Linked DNA regions of Homo sapiens: region 2 is linked to region 1. A link is a loop called in an ENCODE intact Hi-C map of the cell type or tissue named here. Cell type or tissue: heart right ventricle. All regions are shown on one strand. Each heading gives the region's core, and the rest is flanking DNA. Links, peaks and the distances in the headings are about the cores only. Region 1 holds the start of SNORD70 (small nucleolar RNA, C/D box 70). Region 2 overlaps BMPR2 (bone morphogenetic protein receptor type 2).

Evidence for each region. Hi-C counts contacts between places; a loop is a spot of excess contacts. Peaks named below come from ENCODE experiments on the same cell type or tissue, not always from the same donor. Only the 100,000 strongest peaks of a DNase experiment are listed, where the experiment ranks them.
Region 2: it touches region 1 in a loop (2.6-fold over the local background); 6 of 110 quality-filtered maps call a loop at or near these places.

The regions. Positions count from the first base shown.
Region 1 is chr2:202,269,575-202,286,103 of GRCh38, forward strand. It overlaps NOP58 (NOP58 ribonucleoprotein), which reads left to right. Exons shown (of 15, transcript NM_015934.5): 2 at 5,539-5,615; 3 at 8,376-8,428; 4 at 12,777-12,898; 5 at 14,771-14,907. It overlaps SNORD70 (small nucleolar RNA, C/D box 70), which reads left to right and starts at 6,857; the gene lies at 6,857-6,944. It overlaps SNORD70B (small nucleolar RNA, C/D box 70B), which reads left to right and starts at 8,539; the gene lies at 8,539-8,613. In heart right ventricle, for the core only: a CTCF peak has its summit at 9,561; no DNase peak of the experiment used is centred there; H3K27ac peaks cover 2,599 bases.
Region 2 is chr2:202,520,253-202,529,900 of GRCh38, forward strand. All of the region lies in intron 7 of BMPR2 (bone morphogenetic protein receptor type 2), which reads left to right. It also overlaps the pseudogene RPL13AP12. Among named protein-coding and RNA genes, the nearest start is that of FAM117B, 110 kb to the right of the region's middle. In heart right ventricle, for the core only: no CTCF peak of the experiment used is centred there; no DNase peak of the experiment used is centred there.

The sequences.
Region 1 (16,529 bases), core at 4,846-12,845:
ATTATAAAAATTCAGCCTGTGGCCGAGAGCAGTGGCTCACGCCTGTAACCCCAGCTACTTGGAAGGCTGAGGCAGGACAATCAGTTGAACCTAGGAGCAGAGGTTGCAATGAGCTGCGGTCGCGCCACTGCAGTGCAGCCTGGGCGACAGGGCAAGACTCCGTCTCAAAAAAAAGAAAAAAAGAAAAAAAGAAATTCCACCTGTGTCCTTGTGTCACGTGGCACACAGCATAAGATTTTAGTCTTGCTCATACCAGACTTCCTTCAGCTGCTCTTCCATGTGGTAGCCATTAGTACGTATAACCATTTCACATGAGATGTAACTGATAGGACTGAGGAAGTGAATTTTAACTTACTTGAATTTTAATGGTTATATTGTACAGTGTAGCTGTGTAGCATAGCATTTTGTGTCACTTCATTTTCTCAAGGTTTGGAGAAAGATTTTTGATGTACATACCAAATGTCTATATAAAACCTAAGTACTGAGCAATATATTTTTTCTAACTTTATTGGGTGTACTTTACATACTGTATAACTCACCTATAGGTTTTAGTTACAATCCAGTTTTATAGTACACTTTGTTGCAAAAAGTTCTCATGCCCATTTTCAAGTTAGTCCTGCTCTAGACAACCACTGTTCAGCTTTCTTTTTGCATAATTTTTTCTAGAAGTTTCATGTAAGTGGAGTAGTATTTTAGTCTTTTGTGTTTGGCTTTTTTCACTTAGTGTAATGCTTCTGAAGCTAACCGAAGAGCTTTTTCACATTTGTTGCGTGTATGGATTTGTTTCTTTTTGAGCAGTGCACATTTTAAACTAATTATCAGTTTTATCCTGTATTTAAACAAGTTTCATAAAATATTAACTTGCTCATATTGTCTGTGGAAGTGAAACTTAAAAGTTAGCATCAAATAATTTACACAAAACATAGAGGTTGGGTGCAGTGGCTCACGCCTGTCACCCTAACACTTTGGGAGGGTGAAGCAGGAGGATTGTTTGAGCCCAGGAGTTGCAGACCAGCCTGGGCAACATGGCGGAAAAAAAATTAGCTGGGCACAGTGGTGCTTGCCTGTAGTCCCAGCTGCTGCAGGAGGCTGAGGTGGGAGGGAGGTCACGGCTGCAGTGAGCTGTGATTGAGCCTCTGCACTTTAGCCTGGACAACAGAGTGAGACCTCATCTCAAAACAAAACAAAAACCACACAAAGTCTCAAGCAATCAATTAAAAATGAAAATGAGGAGGCTGGACATGGTGGCTCACACCTGTAATCCCAGCACTTTGGAAGGCTGGGGTGGGCAGATCATGAGGTCAGGAGTTTGAAACCAGCCTGGCCAACATAGTGAAACCCCGTCTCTACTAAAAATACAAAAATTAGCCGGGCATGGTGGTGTGTGTCGCCAAATCTGTAGTCCCAGCTGAGGCAGGAGGATCGCTTGAACCAGGGAGGTGGAGGTTGCAGTGAGAAGACCGCGCCTCTGCACTCCCCAGCCTGCGTGACAGGGCGAGACACTGTCTCAAAAAAAAACAAAAAAAGTGATTAAAATTCTTAATTCCATATACCCTCACCAATATTCTGTATCAGCTGCCCAAGTATTAGATAGGATGGGCTCAATCCTAAAAGGCACAACCCCCATATTTAACATCCCTAAAATTGGGATGTCTTACAATTGATGACAGGTCAATTGGGAGTGTAAAAGAATAACATAAGCTGGGTGTGGTGGCTCACGCCTGTCATCCCAGTACTTTGGGAGGCTGAGGCAGGTAGATTGCCAGACCTCAGGAGTTCGAGACCAGCCTGGGCAACAGGGTGCAACCCCGACTTTACTAAAATACAAAAAAAAAAAAAAAAATTAGCCAGGCATGGCAGCATGTGCCTGTAATCCCAGCTACTTGGGAGGCTGAGGCAGGAGAGTTGCTTTAACCAGGGAGGTGGAGGTTGTAGTGAGCTGAGATCACGCCACTGCGGTCCAGCCTGGCCGACAGAGCGCAAGACTCCGTCTCAAAAATAAAAAAAAAAAGAATAGCATGTTAAATTTTGTGAAATAGAGTATGCACAGATATTATGCATATATTTTTATTTAAAAAACCAGCTGGATCAGGCGCCATGGTTCCTTCCTGCACTCCCAGCACTTTGAGAGGCCAAGGCAAGAGGATCACTTGAGTCCAGAAGTTAGAGATCAGCCTGGGCAACAAAGCAAGCCCCTGTCTCTACAAAAAGATTTTTAAAAGAGCTAGATGTCGCAGTGTGCACCTATAGTCCTAGCTACTTGGGAGGCCGAGGCAGAAGAATCGCTTGAGGCCAGGAGTTTGAAGCTGTAGTGACATAGGACCACACCACTCCACTCCAGCCTGGACAACAAAGCGAGACCCTGTCTCTGGAAAAACAACACAGCTAGTAAATTTAAAACTATACTTTGCTAATAAGCATTATTTATCAAGTCCATAATATAGCACATCTACACATTAAGACGCAGTTCTAGTCTGGTTATATATTATTTTCAGTAAGAGAAACACAATGTTGCAAGTTGTATAAAACTTAGATGAGTGACAAGATGATTTTAGGGGTTTGTTCTGATGTATAATTTTTTTTTTTTTTTTTTTTTTGAGACGGAGTCTTGCTGTCGCCCAGGCTGGAGTGCAGTGGCGCGATCTCAGCTCACTGCAGGCTCCGCCCCCTGGGGTTCACGCCATTCTGTTGCCTCAGCCTCCCGAGTAGCTGGAACTACAGGCGCCTTCCACCTCGCCCAGCTAATTTTTTTGTATTTTTAGTTAGAGGCGGGGTTTCACCGTGTTAGCTAGGATGGTCTCGATCTCCTGACCTCGTGATTCGCCCGCCTCAGCCTCCCAGAGTGCTGGGATTACAGGCATGAGCCACCGTGCCCAGCCTGTATAAATTTAATCACACATGGTTGAATTAGATATGTTGGTAAAAATAACCCAAACTAGAAAAACTTAGAGTCACACAAAGCAATAAACAACTACAAAGCCTAGAGTTGGTATTAACAATTTATAAACTAATAGCTCTAACTTTGTATATCATGAAGTTTTAGAATCCAGAGACACCTCACCAAGTCTCATGACTATACTGAAAACACTGATTAAAATTTTTTGAAATTGTTCAGAGAATGCAGCTAACCATAACTGAAGTTCACTATTTTTAAGAGGACATGTATCAAATAGGGGATATGACTCATGAGTAAAATTCACATTTTTTCTAGCTGAAAAGCAAGTATATTTGAAGATAACATTTGGGTAACAAAATTGCCATATTTAAAAGATACTTTCGGCCTGGCGGGGTGGCTCACGCCTGTAATCCCAACACTTTGGGAGGCCGAGGTGGGTGCATCATGAGGTCAGGAGATCGAGACTATCCTGGCTAACACGGTGAAACCCCATCTCTACTAAAAATACAAAAAATTAGCCAGGTGTGGTGGCAGGCGCCTGTAGTCCTGGAGGCTGAGGCAGGAGAATGACGTGAACCCAGGAGGTGGAGCTTGCAGTGAGCCGAGATCCTGCCATTGCACTCCAGCCTGGGCGACAGAGCGAGACTCCGTCTCAATAAATAAATAAATTAATTAAAAAATACTATCACCATTCTAAAACTGAAGTTAAAATAACAAAGGAAATGTGATAAAATCAGGGCAATTCATGAGCACACAAAGGTCTTCAAAGACTATGTTATGTCAGCCAAAACCATTACTATGACAAATAAAACCATTGTGTTCCCAACTGCAACATCTTGAAGAAAACATTGCTAATAAAGACCATCTAAATAAGAAAGTTAGAGATATTGCTACATTTTCTGTATTACATTTGTCTCAAAGTTTTTATTTGTCTCAAATTTTTAATCATTTCTTTTCAGCCAGGGTAATGATAAATATTTGTATACAGAAATCCATTTTAAGTTTTATCATTTTAAGATAATTTCCATTTCTAAGTAGAAATAGTATACAACTATTACCATTGCAATCTTTAGCATTGTTGTTACAACAGTACTAGTTTTAAAACAAGTCTTTATATTTTATAGATACAAACTGAAATATTAACAGGTAAAAATTAAATGTCTAGGTCTTGCTTCAAAACAATACAAGGCGGCTGGGTGTGTTGGCTCACGCCTGTAATCCCAACGCTTTGGGAGGCCGAGGCAGGTGGATCACCTGATGTCAGGAGTTCAAGACCAGCCTGGCCAACTTGGTGAAACCCAGTCTCTACTAAAAATACAAAAACTAGTTGGGTGTTGTGGTGCGTGCCTGTAATCCCAGCTATTCAGGAGACTGAGGCAGGAGAATCGCTTGAACCCGGGAGGCGGAGGCTGCAGTGTGCCGAGATTGCGCCACTGCACTCCAGCCTGGCGACAGAGTGAGACTCCATCTCAGAAAAAAAAAAAAAAAGCCATTTACTGTGATTCCTAAAAGTATGCATGAACATGTGTTGCACAGACATTCAAAGTCTTGGAGAATATATACCTAAATGTTGATAAGTATATTGTTGATTAAAGTACCCTATGTTTCTTTTGCATTTAAAAAATTTCTCACATCTAGATGTGTCTCACAATTGACGATAGTTTTAGAGAAATCCATAATACTTTCATGTTAGGATGATCATAGCAGTAAATAACGAATATAATCTATTGAAAGTAGACAAAAGTTTTTTTTGTTTTTTGTTTTATTTTTTTGAGATGGAGTTTTTTGCTCTTGTTGCCCAGGTTGGAGTGCAGTCGCGCAATCTCGGCTCACTGCAACCTCTGCCTCCGGGTTCAAGCAATTCTCCTGCCTCAGCCTCCCGAGTGGCGGGGATTACAGGCATGTGCCACCACGCCCAGCTAATTTTGTATTTTTTTTTTTTTTTTTTTTTTGTAGAGACGGGGTTTCTCCATGTTGATCAGGCTGGTCTTGAACTCCTGACCTCAGGTGATCCGCCTGCCTCAGCCTCCCAAAGTGCTGGGATTACAGATGTGAGCCACCATGCTTGGCGCAAATTAAAGTTTTTAATGATTACAATACTTTACTGTAAAGGGATTAATGGCTCTTTTAAAAGAAAGGTTCTCGGCCAGGTGCAGTGGTGCACACCTGTAATCCCAGCTACTCAGGAGGCCGAGGCACTAGAATCTCATAAACCCAGGAGGTGAAGGTTGCAGTGAGCCAGGATTGCTCCACTGCACTCCAGGCTGGGCTACAGAGCGAGACTCCATCTCAAAAAAATAAAAAGAAAGGTTCCCTGCCCTACCCCCTAGGACCCCATAGCTCCAGCTACGGCCCAAGGCTGGGGCAGGAATATCTCTTGAGGCCAGGTAGATTCTAGACTGAATAGCCACTGTACTACAGCTGACTGGACTAGATCTGAATTCCATTTAGCTGTTAAATGGGCAATTCGAACTAGTAATTTGACCAAAATTACATGCAGGGTAAGAAAACTAGTTCATTATCTTAGTGAAAGAAATAGCTTCTACACCTTCATTTTACATGTAAAATTGTATTTGAAGAATGCAGCTGTATATGCCTCACCTGTACCATTTAAATAAAACTATTTAAACATTTTATTACAGGTTCTAAATGAGAAGAAACTTCAAGAGGTTGATAGTTTATGGAAAGAATTTGAAACTCCAGAGAAAGCAAACAAAATGTAAGTACTCTTGAAATCAATAATTTAGCAGTTAACATTTAGGGCTTGTTTTATTTTTTACATTTTTCCCTGATTTATATAATGTTACATTCGTAGTTTTCTGTTTTGAAATCTGTTTCAGGAATAATTTTGGTATGAACCTAATTATTACAAATGTTTTACTTGGAATATAGGCCATCTCAATTAATTTGAAGGCAGTAGTCTCCCCCTTACCCACAGGGATTATGTTCCAGAAGACCCTGTGGATACTTTAAACCTCGGATAGTACCAAATGTGATTGCTGTCAGTAGGAACACATTTGTCTTCGTGTCTTCCACACACAAATGTAATACCTTTTTTATCTTAACTAAGCACTTACCGCACACAGGGGTTGTAACCTGCTTTTTGAGTTTTGCAACATCAAAACTAGCATGAACTACTTTTTCTTTCATCACAATTTCATGGAAGATTCATTCTTAGTGTAGATGTTAAATCTTTGGTTTTTTTGTTTGTTTTTTGAGACAGAGTCTTGTTCTGTCACCTAGGCTGGAGTACAATGGCGCAATCTCTGCTCACTGCAACCTCCGCCTCCTGGGTTCAAGCTATTCTTCTGCCTCAGTCCCCCAAGTAGTTGGGATTACAGGTGCCCACCACCATGCCCAGCTAATTTTTGTATTTTTAGTAGAGACAGGGTTTCGCCATGTTGGTCAGGCAGGTCTCAAACTCCTGACCTCAGGCGATCCGCCTGCCTCGGCCTCACAAAGTGCTGGGAGTACAGGCGTGAGCCACCACACCTGGCCTAAATCTTCGTATTTGTATGTATATTTAAGGGACCACACTAGTATGTTCCCTTACCAGATAAGAAAACCTTGCTTAAGATGACACTGTTGCCTGGTGTGGTGGCTCATGTCTGTAATCCTAGTACTTTGGGATACCAAGGTGGGTGGATCATTTGAGGTCAGGAGCTCGAGACCAGCCTGGCCAACATGGTGAAACCCCCTCTCTCCTAAAAACACAAAATTAGCCGGGCGTGGTGGCACATGCCTGTAATCCCAGCTACTGGGAGGAAGCTGAGGCAGGAAAATCCCTTGAGCCTGGGAGGCGGAAGTTGCAGTGAGCCGAGATTGCGCCACTGCACTCCAGTCTGGGTGTCAGAGTGAGACCCTGTCTCCAAAAAAAAAAAAAAAGATGACACTGTTTTAGGCAACTAGAAGACTAGTTTTCCTTCTTAAAGGGTTATATGCTTTGTTGGGTTAATCTGATTCGTTGTTGTCAATGATGTATTCTTCTTGGAACTGAATCTAAGTGATCTGACTCAATATTCGTCACTACCACTGAGACAACGATGAATCAACTATATGTTTCTTTCTGGATAAAATACTACCCTGAGGCTGGGCGTGATGGCTCACACCTGTAATCCCAGCATTTTGGGAGGCCAAGGCAGGCGGATCAGTTGAGCCCAGGAGTTCAAGACCAGCCTGGGCAATATAGGAAAACCCCATCTCTACCAAAAACAAAAATTAGCTGGGTGTGGTGGTGCACACCTATAGTCCTAGCTGCTTGGGAGACTGAGGCTGGAAGATCCTTTGAGCTCGGGAAGTCAGGGCTGCAGTGAGCTGTGATTGCACCACTGCATTCCAGCCTGGGTGACAGAGTGAAGTGAGACCCTGTCTCAAAAACATAAAGGGGGCCGGGCACGGTGGCTCACGCTTGTAATCCCAGCACTTTGGGAGGTCGAGGTGGGTGGATCACAAGGTCAGGAGTTTGAGACCAGCCTGGCCAATATGGTGAAACCTCTTCTCTACTAAAAAATACAAAAAAATTAGCCAGCCATGGGGGCTGGGCACGGTGGCTCACGCCTGTAATCCCAGCACTTTGGGAGGCCAAGGCGGGCGGATGATGAGGTCAGGAGATGGAGACCATCCTGGCTAACACGGTGAAACCCCGTCTCTACGAAAAATACAAAAAATTAGCCAGGTGTGGTGGCGGGTGCCTGTAGTCCCAGCTACTTGGGAGGCTGAGGCAGGAGAATGGCATGAGGCAGGAGAATGGCATGAACCTGGGAGGTGGAGTTTGCAGTGAGCCGAGATTGCGCCACTGCACTCCAGCCTGGGCGACAGAGTGAGACTCTGTCTCAAAAAAAAAAAACAAAAACTAGCCAGGCATGGTGGCACAGGCACATGCCTGTAATCCCAGCTACTTGGGAGTCTGAGGCAGGAGAATTGCTTGAATCCGGGAGGCAGAGGTTGCAGTGAGCCGAGATCGCACCACTGCACTCCAGCGTGGGTGACAGTGAGATTCTGTCTCAAAAAAAAAAACAAAAAACCATAAAGGGTTAGGATGTAACAAGAATGAGACCTGACAATAAGCTATTTTTTTTAATGGCATTTGTACAGGATAGACAAATGAATATCATGAGATTCCTAAAAAGGACTCACGTACGTTTTCTTGAGTCAATTCTATGCTGTATAATAAAGTCATCTCTGTACAGCTTTATGCAACAGGGGTTTGTATTAAAGCTTCAACATCTTTACTCTTGGCCAAAATTTCCTCCAAAGCCTACAACTTTCTTTTAATAATCCAAGCATTACTAGCCTAACATTTAGAAAAACTAGTAATTGTATGAAGAATATCTAACTTCACACCCTGATACACAATGGTAGGCATGTTTTATTGGTGTGTGCTTTGGAAACAGTCAAGCACTTCTTTCCAAGTTATGTGGCTTTTGAATCAACGCACTGCCCCCAATAACATGTTTATCTCTTTTTTTTTTAATTCTAGAGTAAAGCTAAAACATTTTGAGAAATTTCAGGATACAGCAGAAGCATTAGCAGGTAAAGTAAAAAATTAGAAGCTTGCTTTTTTGAAAAAATTAAGTCTTAGCCGTTTGTTTTTCTTGTTTAAAAGGTTGTTTGCTTCAGTTGCCTGTGTTAACCTTATTCAATGTTGTCAATGATGCATTCTTATTGGAACTGAATTTAAGTGATCTGACTCATTCGTCACTACCACTGAGACAACATTGAGTTAGCTTTTTTCACCATAGGGCTGGTTTTCCCCATGTGTGAGGAGAGGTGAGAAGTGGTTAAGTTGATCTCCCTGTGGAAACCAGCAACATAATGCTGAAGCACAATTCAGTAAAAGGTGTTCTACAAGGGACCAAGGTAATGTGGTCAAGTATACAGCTCTCTCCTCATTTTAATCCAAGGGTAGAGTTGTAATCCTGAGAACAGCCAGGATTCACAGTTGAAAAATAATTTAAAAAGCTCTTCTGGGGGTATAGATTTTTAGTTCAAAAAAACATATCAATATTCAGAGTTATACAGAAACTGACAGAGGTGTTATTTTTAAAAGATTCAGAAGAATGGATGACTCATACTCTTCAACTAGATTTCATCACGGGACAACAGAGTGATCGGGTTTATTTACTGTAATTGACTGCAGTAGGTCTTACAGTTTTGTTTTTTTAAGTGTTAGGGAAAACAGGAAGAGCAGATATAAAGCCCAAATCATTAAATTTTCAACTGCCTGAATTCTTTATCACAAATCAGCCAACTATTTGGCGGTGTAGTTTGAAAATGAAGGACCGTGAGGAAGAATATGGCTTAAAGCTGGGCAAGAATATGACAGATGCAAAAAATTTTGTTAAATAACCACAGGAGAAAGGTACAGTTTTTGTCTGAAAATTTGGAATCCAACTAAACATGCTGGAACATAACAGACCACCCTAACCTTGGCAGAGGGGTAGGCTGAAGGAAGACCCATAGGGCCAGTTTCTTTGTTTTATAAACATAGTTCTAGGGCTGCTTCACCAACTCTTCAGTAATTAGAGTTATATACAGCCATAAAAAAAACTGTGGTAATATTAACTTGGAGAATTTTTAAAAAGATAGCCTGTTCATCACAGCTTTTAAGTATGGGTAAACATTTGGTAAGATTCCAAGCAAGATTGTGTTAGCTGTATTCAAACTCTAGGGGGTGTTGTTGACATAGACTGGGATATGAACAGTTCCTAGTCCTGATCTCAAGTAGCCTCTTCTGAATTCCTTTTTGCATACGATCTTTAATCTGCTTGGGATATATCTGGCCAGTCCTTATTAAACTGTATTAAATGGACAAGCCAAGCTTTTGCTCAAACAAGCAGGTTTTTACTATTAATACCTAATATATTGAGCACATACTGATTGTCAGATTTATGCTTATGATTTCATAATTGTTATTTAATTCTTGAATCCTGTGAGGCAGATAACCATCATCTCTATGTTACAGATGATAAAACTTGAAATTTAAGCAGTATTTCCAGATTCATTTACCTAGCTTCTTTGTATTATTTAAAATAATGTACAATAAGGCTGGGTGCGGTGGCTCATGCCAGGAATCCCAGCACTTTGGGAGGCCAAGACAGGCGGATCACCTGAGGTCAGTTCAAGATCAGCCTGGCCAACATGGTGAAACCTCGTCTCTACTGAAATTACAAAAATTAGCCGGGTGTGGTGGCACACACCTTAGTCCCAGCTACTCGGGAGGCTGAGGCAGGAGAAACACTTGAACCTGGTAGGCAGAGATAGCACTGAGCCAAGATTGCACCACTGCACTCCAGCCTGGGCAACAGAGCGAGACTCCTTCTGGAAAATAACATAAAATTAAGTAGTGTACAGTAAATGGACAAAATGCCATAGTAGTTGAGAATTTAAAGTCAATTCCCCCCAGTCTAAGCTCCATGAGGGCAGAGACTGTTCTGTACTGTCAAATTCCTAGACGCTAGCAAAGTATACAGCTATAGAAGGTTTATAATAAATATTTTGGGGAAAATGAATGAAAATAGTGAATTTTATCAGGAATGCTGTCATAGAAACATTTACAATGCCTTTTCCTATCTGTTTTCACCAGAAAGTTAAATGAACATCAGCTAATTAAGAAAGCAGAATCCTTCCCCTGGGAATTCAGTTCTCACTGCCTATTATAAGGCAGTTTTGACATGACAGAACCACAACTAAATGGCTGTAAATGTCACAGTGTACATTTTAAACCTCATAGCCTTAGAGTTTGATGAGACCAGGCACAGTGACTAACACCTGTAATCCCAACACTTTGAGGGGCTAAGATGGGCAGGAATTTAAGATCAGCCTGGGCAATATAGCAAGACCCCCTCTCAAAAAAGATTTTTTTTTTTTTGGAGATGGAGTTTCATTTTGTCACCCAGGCTGGAGTGCAGTGGCATGATCTCGGCTCACTGCAGTCTCCACCTCCTGAGTTCAAGTAATTCTCCCAGGAGGCTGGGTTCAGCCTCCAAAGTAGCTGAGATTACAGGTGATACCACCATGTCCAGCTAATTTTTGTATTTTTTAGTAGAGACGGGGTTTTGCCTGTTGGCCAGGCTGCTCTGGAACTCCTGACCTCAGGTGATCCACCCGCCTTGGCCTCCCAAAGTGCTGGGATTACAAGCATGAGCCACCGTGCCTGGCCATCATTTTTTTTTTTTAAATAAAGAAATAGGGTCTGTTGGGGTGTGATGTTGAATTTGTATTGGTCTCAGACATTCATATATGCTATTTGCATGAAGTGGTTTATTTTTATTCTTGATTGTGTTTTCAACTTGCAAGTCTTTTTTTTTTTTTTTTTGATACTGATCTTCGGCTGGAGTACAGGGGCGCGATCCCAGCTCACTGTAGTCTCTGCCTCCTGAGTAGCTGGGATTACAGGCTCATGCCACCACGCTCACCTAATTTTTGTATTTTTAGCAGAGATGGGGTTTCACCATGTTGCCTAGGATGGTCGCATCTCCTGACCTCGTGACCCGCTCACCTCAGCCTCCTGAAGTGCTGGGATTATCCATTTGATCATAATTCGAATGGATATACGATCAGGAGGGAAGAGCAAGACCTGACTTATTAAGCACAAACTGCCTGACCTTGGAAATTGTTGATAGACCTTCATTCCTGCCAAGCATTTTTCTTTTCTTTTTCTTTTTCTTTTTTTTTTTTTAGATGGAGTTTTGCTCTTGTCACTTAGGCTGGAGTGCAATGTCACGGTATCACTTTAACCTCCACCTCTGGGTTCAAGCGATTCTCCTACCTCAGCCTCCCGAGTAGCTAGGATTACAGGCGTGAGCCACCAGGGCCAGCTAATTTTTGTATTTTTAGTAGAGTGTTTCGTCATGTTAGCCAGGCTGGTCTCTCGAACTCCTGACCTTAGGTGATCTGCCAGCCTCAGCCTCCCAAAGTGCTGGGATTACAGACTTGAGCCACCACGCGCAGCCCAAGCATACTTTTTATGTTTTTTGTTTTTGTTTTGTTGAGACAGGGTCTGTCACCAGGCTGCTGGAGTACAGCGGCATGATCATGACTCACTGCAGCCTTGAACTCCCTGGGCTCAGGTGATTGTCCCAGCTCAGCCTCCCCAGTAGCTGGACTACAGGCACATGCCACCACACCCAGCTAATTTTTGTATTTTTAGTAGAGACAGGGTTTCGCCGTGTTGGCCAGGCTGGTGGTACACACCACCATGCCTGGGTAACCCAAGCATACTTTTACCTCAGTCAAATGTCAGATAAATTTCAGAAGAGGTATTAGTTCGTGTGGGTCCAGAAAAAGGGAATATAGGTCTAAGGAAGGGTGAGAAATATAAAGCAGCTGATTTAGAACTTGCCAGAAATACCAGCGGTCTCAAAATAGAATAGGCAGCCTTTGCTACTAAGTTTTACATTGCTGGAGGTGTACAAGTGGAGATACAAGCAAAGCTAAGGCCTTCACTCAAACATGTTTATATTATGGCAGAACTTTGAAAATGATTACACTCATTTTTACTAGTTTTGATGTGATTTTAGGATATTTCAGGACAGTCTATTTGAAATGACAAAGGAAAGTGAGTCTGTTTTGTCTTCCCAAAAAGATTGTTTCTAAGATTTCATGATTCTCCCTTGAGTTCATGAGAAGATTCTTGTGAGAAGGAAAGAAACCCTGGACCTGATTTTACCCCTGGCTCTGTAGCAAAAATGAGGGTGGGAAGATCAAATGAAATTGTGAAACATGTAACTTATAAAACATATATCATTTCATTTCAGAAGTAACATTAAATTCAAGCCCTTTGAAAGGCCTATTTTATTTTTTTAAGTGTCAACTAGGGCAAGGTCTCAAAGTTAAAAATTTGAGAGTTAATGCTTTTGTTTTTCTTTTTCTTGAAAAGCATTCACAGCTCTGATGGAGGGCAAAATCAATAAGCAGCTGAAAAAAGTTCTGAAGAAAATAGTAAAAGAAGCCCATGAACCGCTGGCAGTAGCTGATGCTAAACTAGGAGGGGTCATAAAGGTAAAGTCACGATATTTTTGGTCATGCCTGCTAGTCAGATCTCACAGCATACCAACTACAAAGCCTAGCCTTTGCAATAAGTTGCTTATCATAAATTCTCAATACATTTTTTTCTTTTCTCTAAGCTACATGATAATGGATTTCCCCTAACATCAGCTGAACTGAGCAAATAAGTAATACCTATTTGTTCTAGAAGATATAGAAGAACAAAAAATGATAAAAATTGACTTTAACAAATCTGCTACCCATATATAATGTTAATGTTCTATGTATATCATGCCATATTTTTGTCTAGCCACATTTTTTTCCAACGAAAATGGGGTCCTTATATTTTTTAGAAATATATTTATTAGAAAACTTTTAGTAGGGGTGTATTGCTGGAGATGAAATAAAATGTGAGAGTGGAAAGAAAGACTAGGAAAATAGCCTCCCAAATACAGAAAGCAGAACAATTCGGGCGGGGCGCGGTGGCTCACACCTATAATAATCCCAGCATTTTGGGAGGCCAAGGTAGGAGTATCACGAGGTCAGCAGATCGAGACCATCCTGGCTAACACAGTGAAACCCTGTCTCTACTGAAAATACAGAAAATTAACCGGGTGTGGTGGCAGGCGCCTGTAGTCCCAGCTAATTGGGAGTGCAGTGGCGCAGTCTCACAGCTCACTGCAGACTTGACCTCCTGTTCTCAAGCAATCCTCCCTCTTCAGTAGCTGGGACTACAGGCACATGCCACCATGCTGGCTAATTATTTTATTTTATTTTATTTCATTTATTTGAGACAGAGTCTCACTCTGTTGCCCTGGCTAGAGTGCAGTGGCATGATCTCGGCTCACTGCAACCTCTGCCTCCCGGGTTCAAGGGATTCCCCTGCCTTAGCCTTCCAAGTAGCTGGGATTACAGACGCCCGCCAACACGCCCTGGCCTCCCAAAGTGCTAGGATTACAGGCATGTGCCACCACGCCCAACCTGTAATTTTTTTTTTTTTTTAAGACGGAGTCTCACTCTGTCGCTAGGCTGAAGTGCATTGGCTCAGTCTTGGCTCACTGCAACCTCCGCCTCCTGGGTTGAAGTGATTCTCCTGCCTCAGCCTCCCGAGTAGCTGGGACTATAGGCACCTGCCACCACACCCGGCTAATTTTTGTATTTTTAGTAGAGACGGGGTTTCATCATGTTGGCCAAGATGGTCTCGATCTATTGACCTTGTGATCCACCCGCCTCGGCCTCCCAAAGTGCTGGGATTACAGGCGTGAGCCACCGCGCCTGGCATAACCTGTAATTTTAAAAAGAAGCTAAATAACAGGTAGTAAAAGATCTCCTTAAACCAACTACTTGGTCAAATTATATTAATCTTTTTATAGCTTTTAATTTATATAGCCAAGCTGTCTTCTGGAAGCTTGTATCAGTTTTTACTTCCACCAGTGATACAGTCAAGTATTCTACAAACACACTGGAAATTATGCTTCTTGTCCAACTGAGAAATGCGTATATTTAAATTAGTGCCACTTTAATATTTAGGAAATAATTTCAGGCTGGGCGCGGTGGCTCATGCCTGTAATCCCAGCACTTTGGGAAGATGAGGCGGGCGGATCACTTGAGGTCAGGAGTTTGAGACCAGCCTGTACAACATGGTGAAACCCCGTCTCTACTAAAAATACAAAATTAGCTGGGCATGGTGGCTCATGCCTGCAATAATCCCAGGCCGAGACAGGAGAATCTCTTGAACCCAGGAGGCGGAGGTTGTAGTGAGCCAAGATTGCGCCACTGCACTCCAGCCTGGGCGACAGAGTGATACTGTGTCTCAAAAAATAATAATAACAACTTCAGGAAAGTCTTTTTTTTTTTAATTTAATATAGATGTTCATGTTCTTGTAGGAAAAGCTGAATCTCAGTTGTATCCATAGTCCTGTTGTTAATGAACTTATGAGAGGAATTCGTTCACAAATGGATGGATTAATCCCTGGGGTAGAACCACGTGAAATGGCAGCTATGTGTCTTGGATTGGCTCACAGGTGAGAATTACTGGAAAATAAAGTCAACTTACTTTTATTTGATAAGCGCTTAACATAGATCTGTTCTAAGAATGTTACAAATGCTCATTTGAACCACATCAGAACCTTATGAAGAAGATGATAGTAATATCCTCATTTACAGATGAAACTGAAGCCCAAGGTCAATACAGCTGGTAAGTGGTAAAGCCAGGATTTGAACCCAGGCAGTCTGGCTCTATTGTCTGGATTCTTAAAACCTTAAAACCTCATCAAAGGAATTCTCTACTACTCTGATCTTGGATGCCCTGTTTCTTGGGCTTTCCCTCCTTTATCTCTGCTAAGTCATGCCACTCCTCCATCTACTTAGTATTCCCCCAAATTCTCTCATCTGCTATGGTCTTATGGGATAGGTGTGTATTTGTGTTTTCATTGCTTTACTCTGATTTTTAATAAGGCAAAGAGGACTAGGTGCAGTGGCTCACCCCTGTAATCCCAACTCTTTGGGAGACCAGGAGTTTGAGACTAGCCTGAGCAACATAGCAAGAAATATGTCTCTCTCTGTGTTTTTTTGTTTGTTTTGTTTTTGTTTTGTTTTTTTTGAGGCAGATTCTCACTCTGTCGCCCAGACTGGAGTGCAGTGGCGTGATCTCTGCTCACTGCAGCCCCTGCCTCCCAGGCTCAAGTGATTTTCTTGCCTCAGCCTCCGAGTAGCTAGGATTACAAGCGTGCACCACTACTGCCCAACTAATTTTTGTATTTTTAGTAGAGACGGGCTTTCACCATGTTGGCCTGGCTGATCTTGAACTCCTGACCTCAAATGATCCATCCGCCTTGGCCTTCCAAAGTGCTGGGATTATAGGCATGAGCCACCACACCCGGCATTTTTTTTTTTTTTTTTTTTTTTTTGAGTCAGGGTCTCACTCTGTTGCTCAGGCTGGGGTGCAGTGGTGCGATCTTGGCTCACTGCAACCTGGACATCCTGGACTCAAACAATGCCACCTCAGCCTCCCAAGTAGCTGGGACTGCAAGTGTGCGCCACCATCCCTGGCTGATTTTTTAACTTTTTGTAGAGACGGGGTTTTGCCATGCTGCCCAGGCTGGAACTCCCAGGCTCAAGTGATCCACTTGCCTTAGCCTCCCAAAGTGCCGCGACTGCAGGGGTGAGCCACCATGCCCAGTCTTCTCCCTATTTTTAATTGCATGTTAACCCTATCATATTTCATTAGAAGTCCCTTAGAATAGGCATTATTGCTATGTTGTGATACATCTGTTCATGAAAAGCTTAATACTTTGGAATTGCACTACAGTTAACAGGGTTGTGAAGAAAATAATGGTAGGTAGTTGCTCAAAACCTGTGCAACTTTGTAATCAGTACTGTCAAATAGTAATCCTAATAAAATTATTACCACAGTTCAAAAGACATTTTAAGCTAATATTAAAAGAAACACTACAGGCTGGGCACGGTGGCTCACGCCTGTAATCCCAACACTTTGGGAGGCCAAGGCAGGCAGATCACAAGGTCAGGAGATCGAGACCACGGTGAAACCTCGTCTCTACTAAAAATACAAAAAATTAGCCGGGCACAGTGGCGGGCGCCTGTAGTCCCAGCTACTTGGGAGGCTGAGGCAGGAGAATGGCGTGAA
Region 2 (9,648 bases), core at 1-8,000, 250 kb after region 1:
ACAGGAAATTTTAATTATATCTTCAAAGTAAAAGTATAATTTATATTATTGGAGATTTATTATTAGTCAGTTGTTTGAAAGATTCAGCATGAAATGCATTTGAAATGTAACAGAAAGAGCTTTCCCACGCAGCTGCCAAGATGGCAGAGGGGCAGTCCTGGTGCTTGATAGCTGAGTAAAACTCCTGGGCTACCTGGAGGCTATCATGACCCAGCAGAGAAAGTAGTGGTCATGTCCTGTGAGGACATCAACATTTCTGGCAGTTTCTACAGAAACAAGTTAAAGTATCTAGCCTTCCTCTGCAAGCGGACAAGCACCAACCCTTCCCAAGGACCCTACCATTTATGGGTCCCCAGCCACATCTTTTGGCAGACCACCTGCGGTAGGCTGCCCCACAAGACCAAGCAAGGCTAGGCTGCCCTAGATCACCTCAAGGTGTTTGATAGAATCCCCCTGCCATATGACAAGAAAAAGCAGATGGCGGTTTCTGCCACCCTCGAGGTTGTACGTCCGAAGCCTTGAAGAAAGTTTGCCTACCTGGGGCACTGGGCTCAGAAGGTTGACTGGAAATACCAGGCAATGACAGCCACCATGGGGGAGAAGAGGAAGGTCTATTATCAGAAGATCTGTTACCAGAAGAAAAACAGCTCATGAGGCTATAGGAAAAGGCTGAAAAGAACATAGAGAAGAACATTGACAAATACACGAAGGTCCTCAAGGCCCACAGACTCCTAGTCTGAGTCCAATAAAGACTGTTTATTCCTCATGCTTGTCCTGGCCTGCTCTTCCTCCATTGTTGCCATGGGGATGTAGGGGACCCAGGGGCAGCAGTCCAGGTGCTCTAGGCAGCCTGGGACTTACAAAGCTGGAGATAAGGAATGAATCTTAGTCACTGTCTTTCTATTAGGTTACTTTAAACAACTCTAAAAGTTGTGCAGACATAATTTGTCTATGATGTACTTGTTTGCAAGAGAGTTTCATAAAATCATTAGTAAAAACAACCTGCTACTTCAGTTGGAATATTGGCAGCCCGGGCGTGATTGATGGCTCATGCCTGTAACTCTGACACTTTGGGAGACCAAGGCAGGTGGATTGCTTGAGCTCGGGAGTTTGAGACCAGCCTGGGTAACATGGTGAAACCCTGTCTCTACAAAAAATATAAACATTAGCTGGACGTGGTGGCATGCACCTGTAGTCGCAGCTACTTGGGAGGCTGAGCTGGGAGGATTGTTTGAGCCTGGGAGGTGAAGGTTCTAGTTAGCTGAAATCACACCACTGTATTCCAGCCTGGCTGACAGCTAGACTGTCTCAGAAAAAAAAAAAAAGCAAATGTGAACTGGAACACTAATTGAAGAGTTTCCCTACCTTGTGAATGGGGAATCTGTTTGTATTTCCTACCTTGTCATATACTGTACTCTGCAGCTGTTAGGATGTGAGAAAATGCCTGTGGGGACAGTATGAGCCTGGTGTTGTACAGGGTATTTATGGATGTGTAGGCTAGGAAGATATGCAACCAAGGGATTACAGCCATTGCATTCTCTTCCCTGTACTTTGTGATGAGAAACAAATAAATTAATTTTAAAGAAAAAAATATAACAGGAAGAATAAGAGAAAGAACTTTGGCTGGCATGGTGACTCATGGCTGTAATCCCAACACTTTGAAAGGCCAAGTGGATCTCAAGGATCACTTGAGCACAGGAGTTTGAGACCAGCATGGGCAACAAAGTGGGACCCTTTCTCTACAAAATATAAAAAAGTTAGCCAGATGTGGTGACACGCGCACATAATCTGAGCTACTTGGATGGCTGAGGTGGGAGGATTGCTTGAGTCCAGGAGGTCTAGGCTGTAGTGAGCTGTGTTCACCCCACTGCACTCCAGCCTGAGTGACAGAGTGAGACCCTGTCTCAAAAAAACAAAAAAACGAAAGAAAAAGAACTTCAAGACTTACAGGGACCATTAAGAATTTAATTCTTGGCCGGGCACGGTGGCTCACGCCTATAATCCCAGCACTTTGGGAGGCCGAGGTGGGCGGATCACAAGGTCAGGAGTTTGAGACCAGCCTGACCAACATGGTGAAACCCCGTCTCTACTAAAAATACAAAAAATTAGCCAGGCATGGTGGCACGCTTCTGTATTCCCAGCTACTGAGGAGGCTGAGGCAGGAGAATCGTTTGAACCTGGGAGGCAGAGGTTGCAATGAGCCGAGATCACGCCACTGCACTCCAGCCTGGGTGACAGAGCGAGACTCCCTCTCAAAAAAAAAAAAAAGAAATTCTTGTCCATTAATAATTTCTGAGTTGGGTGCAGTGACTCACATCTATAATCCGAACAATTTGGGAGGCCGAGGCAGGTGGACTGCTTGAGCCCAAGGGTTCAAAACCAGCCTAGACAACATAGTCAGACCCCCATCTCTACAAAAAAAGTTTTAATCAGCTGGAGGTGGTGGCACACACCTGTGGTCCCACCTACTCAGGAGGCTGAGGTGGGAGGATAGCTTGAGCCTAGGAATTCTAATTGCAATGAGCTATGATCATGCCACTGCACTTCAGCCTGGGTGACAGAGTGAGACATCGTCTAAAAAAAAAAAGAAAAATGAATTCCTTTTCATACTCTGAACATTCTTCCTCTAAGATATACATGCGAGCATACTTAGAAAATGTTCTTTTCAAAAGAAACTATCCACGGAGTAAACAACCTACAAATGAGAGAAAATATTTGCAAACTTCACGTCCAACAAAGGTCTAATATCCAGAATGTATAAGGAACTTAAACAATTGAACAAGCAAAAAACAAATAGCCACATTGAAAAGTGGACAAATGACATGAATAGACACTTCCCAAAAGATGACATACAAGCAGCCAACAAATATATGAAAAAATGCTCCATATCACTAATCATCAGAGAAATGCAAATCAAAACCACAATGATATACTATCTTACAACAGTCAGAATGGCTGTTAATGAAAAGTCAAAAAACAACGGATGCTGTTGAGACTGGAGAAAGCGGAACACTTATACATTATTGGTGGGAGTATAAATTAGTTCAGCCACTGTGGAAAGTAGTTTGGAGATTCCTCAAAGAACTTTAAACAGAAATACCATTTGACCCAGCAATCCTATTACTGGGTATATATCCAAAAGAAAGCAAATAATTCTACCAGAGAGACACAGGTCTTCTGTTTTTCACAGCACTATCCACAATAGCAAAGATACGGAATCAACCTACTTGTCTGTCAGTGGTGGACTGGATATAAAAAATGTGTTAAATGGCCGGACGTGGTGGATTACGCCTGTAATCCCAGCACTTTGGGAGGCTGAGGTGGGCGGATCACCTGAGGTCGGGAGTTCAAGACCAGCCTGAGTCAACATGGAGAAACCCCATCTCTACTAAAAATACAAAATTAGCCGGGGGTGGTGGTGCATGCCTGTAATCCCAGCTACTCGGGAGGCTGAGGCAGGAGAATCTCTTGAACGTGGGAGGCAGAAGTTGCGGTGAGCCAAGATCGTGCCATTGCACTCCAGCCTGGGCAGCAAGAGTGAAACTCCATCTCAAAAAGAAAAAAGAAAAAGAAAATGTGTTACACATACACCATCGAGTACTACACAGCCATAAAAATGAATGAAATCATATCCTTTGCAGCAACATGGATGGAGCTGGAGTAGGTTATGCTAAGTAGGAATAGAAAACCAAATACCACATTTTCTCACTTTATAAGTGGGACGTAAACATCGGGTACTCATGGACATGAAGATGACAGCAGTAGAAACTAGGGACTACTAGAGTGGGGAGAGAGGGAGAGGGGCAAGGGCTAAAAACTAACTGTTGGGGCCGGACGCGGTGGCTCACGCCTGTAATCCCAGCACTTTGGGGGGCTGAGGCAGGCGGATCACGAGGTCAGGAGATCAAGACCATCCTGGCTAACACAGTGAAACCCTGTCTCTACTAAAAATGCAAAAAATTAGTCGGGTGTGGTGGTGGGCGCCTGTAGTCCCAGCTACTCGCGAGGCTGAGGCAGGAGAATGCCATGAACCCGGTACGCGGGGCTTGCAGTGAGCCGAGATCGCGCCACTGCACTCCAGCCTGGGCGACAGATCGAGAGTCTGTCTCAAAAAAAAAAAAAAAACAACTACCTGTTGGGTACTATGCTCATTACACGAATAACAGGATCATTTGTACCTCAAACCTCAGCATCATACTATAAACCCAGATAACAAACTTGCACATGTACCCCTGAGTTTAAAATAAAAGAGGCCAGGTACCATGGCTCACACCTGAAATCCCAACACTTTGGGAGGCTGAGACGGGCAGAGAGCCCAAGAGTTCAAGACCAACATGGTGAAACCCTGTCTCTGCAATAGCCAGGCATAGTAGCATGCATCTCAGGAGGGTAAGGTGAGAAGATTGTTTGAGCCCGGGAGGCGGAGGTTACAGTGAGCCAAGATCTCGCCACTGCACTCCAGCCTGGGCAGCAGACCAAGACTGTGTCTGAAAAATAAGGCTAGGTGCGGTGGCTCACGCCTGTAATCGCAACACTTTGGGAGGCCAAGGCAGGTGGATCACCTGAGGTCAGGAGTACGAGACCAGCCTGGCCAACATGGTGAAACCCCATCTCTACTAAAAATATCAAAAAAAAAAAATTAGCCAGGCATGGTGGCAGGTGCCTGTAATCCCAGGTGCTTGGGAGGCTGAGGCAGGAGAATCAACAAGAGCGAAACTCCATCTCAGAAAAGTAAATAAATAAAAGAAAAAAATGTTCTTTTGATTCTAGGGCATTTTCAGACTTTTTAAAGCCCATTTTTGGATCTTAGGTTAAGAACCTCTTAGCTAGGCTATATTATATTTTCCTTGTATTAATTTTGTTTAAGTGAACTACAATGCATCATTAATTTTTTTAATTTTTAATTTTTGTGGGTACATAGTAGTGTATATATTTATGAGGTACGTGAGTTTTGTTGTTGTTGTTTTTTGTTTTTTTTGAGATGAGTCTCGCTCTGTTCCCCAGGCTGGAGTGCAATGGCGCAATCTCAGTTCACTGCAACCTCTGCCTCCCTGGTTCAAGCAATTCTCCTGCCTCAGTCTCCCAAGCATTACAGGCATGCACCCAGCTAATTTTTGTATTTTTAGTAGAGGTGGGGTTTCACCATGTTGGCCAAGATGGTCTCGATCTCCTGACCTCAGGTGAGCCGCCCACCTCTGCCTCCCAAAGTGCTGGGATTACAGGCATGAGCCAGCGCACCTGGCTGGCTTTCATTTTCAAAGTCACCTCATTGTCCATCATGCCAGTCAGGGAAAAGTAAGGGAAGGTAAAAGGAATTGTCCCTTTCTGTCTCCATAAGTCCCACTCCTATGCTTGTTTGTTTCCCAGAACCTAGTGCACACTTAGCTCCAAAAGAGGCTGGTAATATAGTTGTTGTTGATGTTGTTGTTTCCTGCTTGTATTGCTGCCTCAAATAATATTGGGTTCTGTTACTAGGTAGGAAGAGAAGAATACATTGTGGGGATCAGCCTTTGCTCGTGTTTCAGAGCTATGTAGTTATATTCCCTGTTGTAACTGTGGTCTTCCTCACCTTTCATGCATATTTTTGCTAGTTGTTCAGAGCATCTTTTTTTTTTTTTTTTTTTTTTTTTGAGACGGAGTTTAGCTCTTGCTGCTCAGGCTGGAGTGCAATGGTGCGATCTCAGCTCACTGCAACCTCCGCCTCCCGGGTTCAAGCAATTCTCCTGCCTCAGCCTCCCGAGTAGCTGGGATTACAGGCATGCACCACCACGCCCAGCTAATTTTGTATTTTTAGTAGAGATGGGGTTTCTCCATGTTGACTCAGGCTGGTCTTGAACTCCTGACCTCAGGTGATCTGCCCACCTCAGCCTCCCAAAGTGCTAGGATTACAGGTGTGAGCCACAGCACCCAGCCTGGAGCATCTCTTTAATACGTTTGCTTTCTCACTTTGTTTCAATATACACCTCACCTCATAGATACCCCAAAGTTACCTTTGCTATAATTGTGTCTTTGTGCTTTCTTCTACCCTCATCCCTTGCTACATTTCCTTGTCATATTATAGCCCTGACATTATTTTTTCAGTCTCTCTGACATCTTTAGTGAAGAGAACTTTAATATATCAGTTTTCTTAGATCTTTGTTTCATTGTATATTAGCATGGATCATCTTTTCTAGCTGATGCTTCATGTATAAATAATTTCTCCTGAATAATTTATCCGTTCATTTATCTTGACATCTTGCTTCTCCTAAATACAGAATTGTCCAAAGTATTGCCTGTGTCAGCAACTTGATGCACTTGCTGTAGTGCTTTAGCACATTAACCATTGGACTGTGTCCACTTAGCTCTTCAATATTATACTGCCTTTAAAAAGTTGGCTTAGCACAGAACTTAAAATACCATCCTAATCTCCCTTTTCAAGACTTGCATAATTTAGCAAGGTTTCAAGTCAAATGTAGGCTGAAAAGAATGATTGCCATCAGATATAAGTTTTATTTAAACAGAGCTGTTACTCTGAAACATTAGCTAATGTTACCACTAAATAAGGGTAATACCTTTTTAAAAACTAAGTACATAGATGCTGCTATTGCATATAAATATAGTAGCTATTTGAATTTATGGGATTTTTCTTTTTTTTGGAGTCTCACTCTGTTGCCCAGGGTGGAGGGCAATGGCATAATGTTGGCTCACTGCAACCTCCGCCTCCTGGATTCAAGCGATTCTCCTGCCTCAGCCTCCCAAGTAGCTGGGATTACAGACGTCCACCACCATGCTGGGCTAATTTTTTGTATTTTAGTAGAGACAAGGTTTCACCATATTGGCCAGGGTGGTCTCAAACTCCTGACCTCAGGTGATCCACCTGCCTCGACCTCCAAAAGAGCTGGGATTACAGGCATGAGCCACTGTGCCTGCCCAGAATTTATGTTTTTTACCTGATTATTTAAAAAATATTCCCTGGCCAAATGCAGTGGCTCAAGGCTGTAATCCCAGCACTTTGGGAGGCCGAGGTGGGTGGATCGTGAGGTCAAGAAATCGAAACCATTCTGGCCAACATGTGAAACCCTGTCTCTACTAAAAATACAAAAAAAATTAGCTGGGCGTGGTGGCGTGCGCCTGTAGTCCCAGCTACTCGGTAGGCTGAGGCAGAAGAATCGCTTGAACCTGGGAGGCAGAGGTTGCAGTGAGCTGAGATTGCCGCCACTGCACTCCAGCCTGGGCGACGGAGCAAGACTCCATCTCAAAAATAAATAAATAGGCCGGGCGCGGTGGCTCACGCCTGTAATCCCAGCACTTTGGGAGGCCGAGGCGGGTGGATCATGAGGTCAGGAGATCGAGACCATCCTGGCTAACAAGGTGAAACCCCGTCTCTACTAAAAATACAAAAAAAATTAGCCGGGCGCGGTGGCGGGCGCCTGTAGTCCCAGCTACTCGGGAGGCTGAGGCAGGAGAATGGCGTGAACCCGGGAAGCGGAGCTTGCAGTGAGCCGACATTGCGCCACTGCAGTCGGCAGTCCGGCCTGGGCGACAGAGCGAGACTCCATCTCAAAAAAAAATAATAATAAAAAAATAAATAAATAAATAAAAAATATTCCCAAGTACAGATGTTTCTTGACTTACAATGGGATTACATCCCAATGAACTGATTATAAATTGGCTGGGCATGGTAGTTCATCCCTGTAATCCCAGCACTTTAGGAGGCTGAGGCAGGAGAATCAAACTCCTGAGCTCAGAAGTTTGAGACTAGCCTCGGCAACATAGTGAGACCCCGTCTCTACAAAAATAAAAAAATTAGCTGGCTGTGGTGGCATGCACCTGTAGTCCCAGCTATTTAGGAGGCTGAGGTGGGAGGATTGCCTGAGCCCAGGAGGTCAAGACTGCAGTGAGCCAAGATCATGCCACTGCACTCCAGCCTGAGCAACAGAACGAGACCCTGTTTTTATTTATTTATTTACTTTTGAGATGGAGTCTCGCTCTGTCGCCCAGGCTGTAGTACAATGGCGTGATCTCGGCTCACTGCAAGCTCTGCCTCCCGGCTTCATGCCATTCTCCTGCCTCAGCCTCCAGAGTAGCTGGGACTACAGGCACCCGCCACCACGCCGAGCTGATTTTTTGTATTTTTAGTAGAGACAGGGTTTCACTGTGTTGGCCAGGATGGTCTCGATCTCCTGACCTCGTGATCCACCCGCCTCAGCCTCCCCAAGTGCTGGGATTACAGGCGTGAGCCAGCACGCCTGGCCAGAGACCCTGTTTTAAAAAAATGAAAGAAAGAAAAGAAAAAAGATCATAAGTTAGAAATATTGTAAGTTGAAAATGCATTTAATACATTTAACCTACTGAACATCATAGCTTAGCCTAAACTATCTTAAATATGCTCAGAACACTTACATTAGCCTACAGTTGGCCAAATCATCCAATACAAAGTCTACTTTATAATAAAGGATTGAATATCTCATGTGATTTATTGAACACTGTTCTGAAAGTGATAAAAAGGAATGAAGTATGGTTTCTACTGATTGTTTACTGCTTTCCCACCACTGTAAAGTTGAGAAATCATAAATCAAACCATCTGTAAGTGAAAGATCATCTGTATGCCTATACTATACTATTTTTACTTGAAGTGCTCTTTCACTGAATTCTATCCTTCCCAGCATCTTCAGATATAACTTTGTTATTTGGAGTAGAAATTTGGTAGTAAGGAATTATACTGTTATTACTTATTCAGCTGTTTGTTGCTTCCGAATAAGGAAGAATTGAACCTATTTATTTATTTGTAATAAGATCTCCCTATGAATTTTTTCCATATTATAATAGCAACGCATGCTTATTACCAAAGAAATATCTGACCAAAAAAATAGATATAGACAACTCAGACTTCACCAGAAAATTACTGTTAAGTAGTTTGTATATAGTCTTTCATGTCCTTGGGAGGGCAGGGGGATAGCACTGGTGATAATATGTATAAATATCCATAGATTGACTATTTTTGGTCAGGTTTTAAAAATACATATAACTAATATCTTGTTGTGCTTTCCTTTGAGATATTTGCCTACTGCAGTGTTCTGCCCAGGGCAAAATTATTGTATGTTCCACCCTCCCTCCATACCCAAATAAAGAAAATTAAAATGAGTACAGAGGGGAGTTTAAAAGGGAAAACTTTTCTCAAAAGGGCAGTCTATAGTTCTGCCCATTGATTTGGTATTATTATATAAATATATTCCAATGTTTCCATGAGTTTTCCTATATAAATATTAGCTCAAGATTGTACGACATATATTTATGTTGTGGCTTTATCCAGAGTAAGAAATGCAGCTCTTGCAGGAATTGAGTAGGAGCCAAGTTAATACAAGCTTTGGAAGACTGGAGAACAGGAAGTGGGTAAGGGAGGAAATGAGAAAGAAATCAACTCTTAGGTGAAGAAATTGGTAACTCCTATTTTTTCTTCAAATTGTACTGTTGCTTAATTTTTTTAAATCAATGATTATTATAATTATCTATAGTTTCATTATTGGTGAAATTGCATTTGAATGCTCATTAATGAGCGTAATACATCTGAATACTGAGTCTATTTGTGCCAAAATACAAATCCTCAGTAAATGTATTGACTTTGTTCTGATTGCTTTGTTTTTCTCTATACCTAAGCAGATATTTTAA